Regions from separate parts of the Mus musculus genome. Here region 2 is linked to region 1. A link is a loop called in an ENCODE intact Hi-C map of the cell type or tissue named here. Cell type or tissue: left cerebral cortex. All regions are shown on one strand.

The links. Hi-C counts contacts between places; a loop is a spot of excess contacts. Peaks named below come from ENCODE experiments on the same cell type or tissue, not always from the same donor. Only the 100,000 strongest peaks of a DNase experiment are listed, where the experiment ranks them.
Region 2: a loop joins it to region 1, with 7 times the contacts of the local background. A loop is called at or near these places in 2 of 42 quality-filtered maps.

What each region holds. Positions count from the first base shown.
Region 1 is chr17:67,455,899-67,460,898 of GRCm38, forward strand. No RefSeq gene overlaps it. Among named protein-coding and RNA genes, the nearest start is that of Gm36152, 100 kb to the left of the region's middle. In left cerebral cortex, no CTCF peak of the experiment used is centred here; DNase peaks (open chromatin) are centred at 3,032 and 3,241; H3K27ac peaks cover 469 bases.
Region 2 is chr17:67,009,118-67,014,117 of GRCm38, forward strand. The region is part of intron 7 of Ptprm (protein tyrosine phosphatase, receptor type, M); the gene reads right to left. Among named protein-coding and RNA genes, the nearest start is that of Mir5709, 15 kb to the right of the region's middle. In left cerebral cortex, no CTCF peak of the experiment used is centred here; DNase peaks (open chromatin) are centred at 1,260, 2,926, 3,499 and 4,288; H3K27ac peaks cover 485 bases.

The DNA of each region.
Region 1 (5,000 bases):
TTCTATAAAGCCAGAGTTACGGTTAAAGACCATTCCCAAAGCTGGGAACCTTCCCACACGGTGAGGCTCAGTGAGGACAAAGGCTGTGAGGAATTCCAAAGCTGAGAGGCATCACTTTCTGGGATCAACAAGTGATGGGAGAGTTCCTGACACACAGCAAGGCTGAACCCACCCACACCATGGTGACTCTCAGCAATAGGAGTGCTGGGGTTGGGGAGCTGGGACTGGGGGTGCAGTCCTGTGTTCCCATTAGTGCAAAAAAAGTCATAATTAGCAACAGCAGGGTTGCTAAGTAAAGCCAGAAAGAGAAATAAGGGACGAGGAAGACATCATCTACCAGCCAAAGGAGAGCAACCACACAGGAGAGCAATGAGACAGTCAGCCTTTTAGTCATCAGATGTGAGAGTTCCTGCATTCTCCAGAAGTATGTTCCAGAAGAGTCAGCGTAGAACCAAACCATGATAATGTTTGAAAAGAGGAAATAGAAAGGAATAAGGATACAAGGAAGGGAAAGCAATATTAGTTCCCTTCCAATTCTCCTTTCATTAGGAAAGCATTCTGTGCTCACATCTCAGGATGAGGAACCTAGGCCTGGCCCTTGCCAATTCTTCAAGGATACACTAAGGCTGAAGAGCAACACCCTAGACCTAGGAAAGCCAGATGCATGCAGAATGAATGCTCCAAAGTCATTTGTTGCATACAATTAAAGTTGCATAGATTTATTTTGTCATTACCGAGAATCATTATTAAAATGCAGGTACCCCAAATTTTAAGTCAGCGGTCGTCATGAGGCAGCTGCTTCCTGACAGATAATGTGTGACAATTTCATAACATACCTCAGAAAGCTCATTAGGCTGCACGCGTGGTGCCACTGAAGCTCCGAAGGGCTTCCTAGGGCTTGTGAGAATGTAATTAGGCAAACCACGGGCGTCCGCGAATCTGGTGTTTTTGTTCCAGATGGGTGTAACCTCAGGGTACCCCAGAGCTTTCCCAAGGACAGTTTCTCTCAGTGTCAGTGACTTGAATGCACACCTGAGATGGTCTTTTCGATTTCGCAAAAGGAAATGTTGCCAGGTGAGGAGATTAAAGAGCACACGGCTGCTCTAAGTTCACCACCAGTTACTGATGGAGAAGCCAGAATGTCTTACATCCTCCAGAATGGTCCTGATCACTGGCCTTTTCATAGTTTTTCTCAATATCATGTTGGCCTAAGAAGATTCACCTCTAGGAATGTCTTGAGGCCCCAAGCCTATAATACCACTGCGTGCCGGAAGAACTGGTCCTTGCCTCTCCACGTGGGGTAAACAAGGCTTCTTTCTGAGGGATGAGTGGGTCCACCGGTGTGTGAACCACAATCTCGTGACTTGAGTTGACAAAAGAAGGAGAGAGAGAATGTATCAGCATGCTTCCTCCTCCTTAATTCTGTGGGGAGAGGACTCCATTCAGGGGACTCTCTAGAATGAGCTGAGATGGGTCATTCATGGGCTCTAGAATCCAGCAGACTAAAATTAGACACATCGGCAGTGATAGGCTGTCTCCCTCTTTGATGACACTTGCCATGTTTCACCTTCTCTAAGCGGTCTCTAAGTAGGCCATCCTTAGTGGGTAGAATTAGTTTCCTAATGAGATTGTATGAGGATTAACCAGGATAAGGTGAGGTATTTTTGAGAAAGCATCCATTTGTGTGTTCCAGAACCAGACAAATCCTTATTGAAGGAGCAACAGGGAAAGGTTTCTTTCCCAGGGATACTTGAGAAGGGAGGCTTCTCAGGTTCTCAGAGAACCACACTGGGATCCCATTGCCCTTCCAGACTGTCTGGAGATTGCCCTGGCCAGGGCAGGGATGAGGAGTCCATATAGTATGAGTCCAGAGAAGTTAGATGGAGTGGCAGATGGGGGCTTTCTGGAGGACAGTGTGTCACCAGTACTCACAACCTTAACTTCCCTGACTGCAAATGCAAACACCAGTGATGCTCACCCTACAGAGTAGATGGATGTGTCGTAAGAATTTCAGAGACCATGGGTATTTAAAGTATTGAGAAGTCCAAAGATACTGGGTAGGAAGAACTCCAGACCAGTTCTCATCACCTGGTCAGGATGTCACTGCCACTGGTAAATAAATACCTTGGTTTTGGCATTACAATTGCAAGGGAGTTTGTGGCATTCTCCTAAGATGCTACCAACAATTTCCATGCCTTGGCTTCAGTATCTACCAAGAAAGATAGATACTGGCTGGTATCTTGCATGCACCAAGCATGAGATAGCCACATCTAGCCTGAGGTACACCTCAGGCCTATATTCTGCCACTTCTTCAGGGCTCATGTGACCATGGTGAAAAGAGTTTCTAAGGAAATCCAAGACTAAACAGACACGGAGGAGTGACCACAACCATGGGGGACTCTGCTCTCCCCTCAGCTCTGAGAGAAGTCTGAGCATCATAAAGATTCGAGGATAAAGGACTCACAGACTTGCTCCCAGAAGGGACCAGGAACCCATAGACTCTCCTATGGCAGCCAAAGGAAGTTAGTGTAAGATGGCACCAGAGAAGGACCAGGCACACCCAGCTGAGAAATTATGGGTTATGGGGACTTATTATAAGGGTTCTGTTGGAAACAGGGAAAGGTGTTTAAAATGTTTGGGAGTGTCTGAGACCCCACTGTGGTCAGGTGGGAAAGGTGCTCTAGGGCCTATGGACCTTGTCAGAGGGACAGATTGGCATTCAGGGTTTGCTGTGCTGAGGGAATGCAATGCCACCCCAGGGACCTCTCTCCAGGCTCCCTGCTGCTGAAGAAACTGCTGGGTGAATGGGGAAGGGTGACATCTAACTTCCTGCCTATCAGTCAGCAGGACTGAAAGGGCCTAATGGCGACTGTTTTCTGGTGTTGGGTAGAATGGGGATTGTGATGAGGGCTAAGTCACAGTGGAGAGTGTGAAATATGTGGTAAAAGAGACAGGAGCAGAAAATACATAGAAGGAGGCAACCCAGACTCGGAAAGACAGATGCCATATGTCCTCTCTCATATGTGGATCCTAACTTCGGATTTTTTAGATTGCTGCATTTAAATTGGAGTATCTGTAGAGGACAGGAAGAAAAAAAAAAGGCTAGGGGGAGGGGCTAAGGTGTAATAATTAAAGCACAGAGCATCTGAAAGTGGTGATGGTGTGTGTGTGGGTGGGGGGATACTAGGTTGAATCATTTAAATGAGCAGGGGAAAGTTGACCAAAAAAATAAAATAAAATGCAGGAGAGAGCCACATACACCTACTTCTTTTAAAATAGACCATAAAGGAGTCAGGCTGGAAGTGAGTTGGGAACCCTCTTTGTTGGCTAGTGTTCATGGTGACAGAATATGCTATGCAGGCTGCTCAGGAAGAAACCAGGAGATGAGAAATAAGGAAGAGAGAAAAGCTTTGGTCAGGACATCTCCTGCAAGCCGTGTCTTATACCAAGCCAGCTCATTAGCATTATGCCACCTTACGCTCAGTTTTCAGGGGTAAATGGGACAGGGTCAGCAGAAGCTTTCACAGGGTGGGCAGAAGTCAGCAGGATGCTGATCAAACAGTGCTGTGTAAAAGAAACACAGGATAGCAGGTAGTGATGAGGACGGAGCACTCGGCGGGCAACTCTGGAACTGAAAACTGCAGAGCTTGAAGAAAAGAAAGAGTTGGGTTCTAAGGATCTAAACTCAAAGTGACCCCAGACTATTGCTGGACTTACCAATCATATTCCTGGGTGTAGGCAAGAAACTACACTCCTTCTCCATACATCAGGGCCTGAGGGAAAACCTAGGATTGGCCAGGGTCCCAACACAATACCAGAGACTGGGTAAGGTATAAGGAAAAGAGGTTGATTTGGGCTCTGAGTTCTGGTACAAGATAAAGGGGCTATACCAGTTGGCGAAAGAGTTTCTAGACACTACATGTGGTTGCAAGGGATAGGGAATGCAGGAGATGTCTAGCCCAACTGACTTCTATGGATGATCCTTTTTAGGTCAGACATCATAAAAAGCATAACTGATATATCACTTACCCAGGCTTTGAGCCAGGAGGCCTCCATTGCCCTTGTTGGCAGATGGGGAATGAACTACACACACACACACACACACACACACACACACACACACACAAACACACACACACCACAACAAAATCTAATTCTTGGCTTTTAACTTAAAAATTAATATATGTAGAATGGAGGCAGGAAGTTCCTGGAAGAATTCCCCCTTGCCTTTTCTACTGGTAGGTGAAACACTGCTAAACAGAACCTGGACAGCTGGGAAAGAAACCAGAGAAGGGTCAGTGATACCCTGGTGGAGATCCAGGTAGACATGGGGGTTGGTTGGCAGTGACAAGACCTACAGTGTAGGCATTCTTGAAAGAGGGGTCTAGGGACCCCAATGTGGATAGCATTGGAGGGAGTGGCCAAGGTCCGAGTGCCTGCTGGACGCTCTGCATTTGAGGGTGTGAAACTCACACAGGGGCAGCTCTGATCTGATGCAGAGAACCTGGAACAATGCCAGAGTCATCTTTGCCCTCAGAAATGCCCCACTTGAGTTTCTGTCCTGAAGGGGAGGATGATGCAAGACAGGGTGGTGGCTCTCCAGACCAGGTGATGTGGAGCCCTGTGGGATGTGCCAGAAGGGTCCCGGGATGGATTGATGCTGATGTACATTAGCTGTGGCCAAGGAAGAAGCAGCCTGGGAGGAAATCTGAGGTCTGAAATGATGGCAGAAACCCAGGCAAATTGCTTAAGTTGACATTATCTGCCATCCATGAAATGGAGGGAGAGCCCGAGAAAAATGAAGCACACTACAGGGTCTTTCATACTGAAGTGAATGGCAGGGCAATGAAATCCTTTCCCACAGTCAAAGTGCACGGAGTTTTATAGACGCTCAGTAAATTATGATCTCCATTATTATATAAGCCCAACTACATACAGTGCTCAGCAGCATAGTGATTGCAAGAAAACGGCTTCTCGAAGTGTCCCTGGAAACATGGCTC
Region 2 (5,000 bases), 450 kb before region 1:
GATACCTACTAAGGCTCACACAAAGATCTGGGCATGTTGGCAGATGGCTGCAGTCCCAGGGAGTCCGAGGAAGGAGTATGTTCATTTTCTGGACCAACCTGGGCCACTTAGTCCTTCGTGAGACCCCCTAGGCCAGCCTGCGGAGCTTAATCTGTACTAAGACCCCCATCTCAACACCACACAGCAGGGGCTGGAGCTATGGCACTGCAGTTAGGAGCCTTTCTGGATCTTCCGGAAAGTTTGGATCCTAGCGCCTACCTAGGCAGCTCACAACTGCCTATACCACGAACTCTCAGGAAACACCTAACACCCTCTTCTGCTCTCATACTATCACACACATATGATAGACACAAAGACATAGCTACATAAAACAAATCTTTAAAAATTATTTAGAAAAAATAAAAATACAAATGAACAGCAATGTAGTGGCTATTCCTGGTTGTCAACTTGACTATATTTGGAATGAAGTACAATCCAGAATTGGAAGGCTCACCAGTGACCCTTATCTGGAGGCTTGGAGATAGAAGTTTCTGATCTGGATCTTTGTATGGAGATCTTGAGCCTTAGTGGCTATGGATTCCAGAAGATTAAATCTCTGAGTTCAAGGAACACACCTTTAATCTGGGCTACACCTTCTGCTGGAGACAATATAAGGACATTGGAAGAAGGGAGTCTAGCTCTTGCTCTTGCTCCTTCGCCTGCTTGCTGTGTGAGACTGAGTAACTGCTAGATCTTTGGACTTCCATTCACAGCTGCGACTGAACCATTGTTGGGAATTGGGCTGCCGACTATAAGTCATCAATAAATTCTTTTACTATATAGAGACTATTCGTAAGTTCTGTGACTCTAGAGAACCCTGACTAATACAAGCAACAACAACAAAAAAATCACCCATACGAAGAACCAAGATCGGGCAGGGGGCATGTTCCACAGCCCGTGGCTGATACACATGCAGGGTGGTGCTCTAGATGAAGGAGATCATATGCGTCACAGTGGGACAACTGCATGGCTGTTGGGGTTTCTTAAAGTAGTTACCTCTCCCCCAACACACACACATACACACACACACACACACACACACACACACACACGGACCAGGAGCTGACTTCCCGAATGACACACAGGGCCACATTTTATGAGGGAGTTTAAATCCCACTGAGGACATTTGTATTCATAAGAGTTCATGGGACAAAGCCACGGAGAAGTAACTCACACAGTAGGAGCTACTGGCTATACAAAAGACACTTAGTATTCAAGACACACCATCTGGGTGGTAGCCAATAAGGCCTGGCAGAGCTGGTTTGGAAGAGAATAAATTATGTATTCCACCCTGTCCCCCATCCCCCCCCCCCAAGGTCCCAGCAACCACAGATATCCGCTGGAGGAGGACATGATGAGATCTCTTCCTCACATTCTGCTAAATCACCGTAAAACCAAATAAATTAGGTTCCTGCTTAAACATGGAACTCCACAGAGCCACTGTGATCCAGGGGACTTTCTGAAAGACGACCCCATCTCGGTTACGACTCCTGAAAGTACCTTTAATAAGGGAAAAGGCCACTTAGCCCATCATTAGAGAATAGAACGGCGTAACAGACCAAAGACTGAAGCCAAATTTAGCTGCATGATGATAATAGCAGAGGCAAAACTTCTGGAACTTGAGACCAGGAGAGAGGAAGATGTGTGAGTAGCCCTGGGTGAACCTGACATCAAAGAGATGACCCATGATAAAAGCATCAGAAAGAGGAAGGGAGGAAGGGAGGGAGAGAGGGAAGGCGAAAGGGAAGAAGGAAGGAGGGACAGAAAGAGGAAGGAGAGGGGAGGGAGTGTGGGTCTTGGTTCGCAGGTTGAGGGTACAGTCTTAAAGTAAGCAAGTCACAACCTTGGGAAAAGGAGGTGGCTCAGAGAACATTAGATGTCCCTTCCCAACTTCCCCTTTCCCTGTTCATTTCATTCTGAACTGAGTTCATGGAATAAAGTTGATCGTATTCAGGATGGAGTTTTCCATCCCGGTCATCCTGATCTCCAAAATCTCTTCAGGACATGCCTCTGAGGGTTTGTATCTGTGGCAGTTCTCAATCTCAGGGAGTTAACAGCAGAGATCAGCCACCACACCTGGCCAGGGTAAATCCTGCTAGCTTTAAGGCTTTGATGCGTGGTCTCTGGGGTCTGTATGTTAAATGGCCCGTGGTAGTATCTGGAGCCTTGGAGAGCTGGGGCTTGCTCCAAAGTCCTCTGATCTTACTTGGATGGATCCTTTGAGGTAAGATTAAGATATTCCATTCTTTCTGTGCTTCTCTGAGATAAAGCTGTACCTGCTGCGACATGTTCTCATTGGGACTACACTTACCACAGCCTGTAAGGCAATGGGTCAGTCAACCTCAAACTGAAATATCAAAAACTTAGCCATATCTTTTTCTTTTATGAAATTGAGTGCCTCTGGTAATTTGTTATGGTAACATTAACAGGAATAACACAAGACAGAGTCTTGGTCCGAAACTATAAGCTGGTAGGTATCCACGTGCAATTTAGGGAAAGGTCTTCAGTGTGCTATTGAACTCACCTGTAACATAGCAATCATGTCAAACTCAACCACAGGACTGTGATGGAGTTACTTATGTAAATATTTTTGCAGAAGTAATCTACATATTAAAATTAAGCAGAACTTCTACATCAGAAGGCTAGGGCCAGACAACAGAAACTCCCCGGAGAGAGGACTTTGGGCGAGGTCTCAGAGTATTAAAAGACAGGAAGACATGATGACTTTCCAGGCATACGCTCAGATGAGGTTGGACAAGCAACCCAGCTCATTTGTAATGAGGCAGGCCTGATTCTTGCAGGCTGGGCTATGACTCACTCACAGCTTTGCTGGCCTGCCTTCTGTGTGGTACCATGGAGGTGTTCTCTAGTCATGCCCAAAGGACCATCCTTTCACAAGCTCTGAAATAAATTTAGCACCAAGCTCTAGAAGCAGCCAACACCCCTTTGGAAAACACAATATAACATATGCTCATCATTTACATAACCAGACAGCTGGAGTCTACAGAAATGCAAATTCTGCCATCACTTAAATGTGAAGTGGAAGAAACTCTTTTCCCTGAAATGCAAGGGAGAGGGACAACAATTTGAGGGAAAGGTGATCAACAAATCCAACCCGGTGCACATAAAACAGAAATTCAAATTTCCTCCAAAGGTACACAGATGGCGCGTACACATATGAGCTCTATGTGTTTAGCTTCTGGGGCTTCAGCATGCAGCCATGTGGCTCCTGAGGACTCTCCAGTAGGGTCTCTCCACATCAGAGTGCATTCCATTGAGTGGAGTTCTGGAACGCTCCCCACCCCCCACCCCCACCCCTGGCCTTTATCTTTCCTTCATTCTGCTTGGATTTTTTTTTCTCTTCTCATGGAGGCAGTTGGTTGGTTGTTGGACTGAATTACTGGGAGCTACAAGCAATATTAACCCAGTCCAACCTTATTTTTGCAACTCAGTTCAGACTCTGTAAGCGCCCCGTCCCCCATAGGCAAGCAAACAGCCAGTCAAAATATGCTAACTTGTGCCAAACGCTACTGACATGAATTGCCTGAGCAATCTTTCTACCCAATTTTCTATAAGACAGACATCCCTCACAAGGTGCACACACACACACACACACAGATATTTATCCAAACACACATAATTTGGGAAAAAAAGGGGGGGAGGCAACAGAAAAATCCAGCAATTGCAAAATTACTGTTTCTATGAGTCTCTTTCATTATTTTAAAATAAAGCGTTTATCCAACATGCAACCTCTTGATCCCCATCTCTAATTGAGTGGCTGCCTTGAATTTAAAGCCCAAGTTGCTTTCAGCCCTCAGAATAGTCCCTTAACTCATTCTCAAATCATAGAGAGTGATTTAGATTCTAGAATGTTCCGGGGACAGCTGAGATGTCTCCTCTGTCCTGTTCTCTGGGGCCATATTAGGCTCGTGGAGGTTAATAGGTCAGTCTGCAAAGAAAGGATTTCTATTTCTTCAGAGAGATATATGTCCTCTGTACAGCCAACACTGGCCCAGCAGAAAGAGTTTCAATAAGTGCCCCTCAAGGCTGGAAAGATGCACTCAGCTCCCATGTGCAGAACTGTTATAGTATTCCCTGAGCTTCAGACAGGAAATGAGTGACTGGCTGAACTCGGAGCTCCTATAGGGAAGAAAAGGAAACTGAATGTTTCTCATCTTTCTTCCCCAAATTTCTTGAAATAGAATGTCCACAGGCAAAGGGCCAAGAGGTAGGCACAAAGAGAGCATAATTAAGGCACGCCACTTGCGTGTGGGAGGCCCTGAAACATGTTTGCAAAGAAGCTGTCGAACAAATGCTGCAATTATATGGATGTAAAGAAACACACCATCTCTTAGAAGCTTTAATGAATGCGCGTGATGTAATTAAGTCCCTGAACTTCCTTTGGGGATTTGAGCTTCTATGGCTGCACTTTACAGAATTAAAAACTGTTGCTTTGACTAGTAACCACTGAAATGACGCAGCAGGTTGGGTTGGTGTCTGAATGTACCTTCTGCAGGTAGGACAGGCAGGAAGCCACAGGCTCCCCTTTCATTTTCACGTAGAGTACACCAACCCTGTCCTCTCTACTGGAAGTACAAGGCCTGCAGTTATTAGCCATGGTAAAATAAAAACAGTATGCTTCAGTCAGTTCTAATTGTCATCTTGACAGAAGGTACATTCACTTGGGAGATGGACCTCTGGGGAGATATTTTGACTATGTTATCTGAGGTGGGAAGCCCTAGACCACTGTGGGTGGCACCATTCCTTAAGCAGAGAATTCTGGACTGTAGTAAGAGTAAAGAAATCCTTACCCCTCATCAAGGAGGAGTCTGTTTGCAACAGACAGAAAACTACAACCAATCAAAATGCAGAGGCATGGAGTCCAGCCCTAACTGATACATCTACAACACAACTCTTGAACCTATGGCTCAGAGATCATGTGGAGGAAAGGGCAAATATTT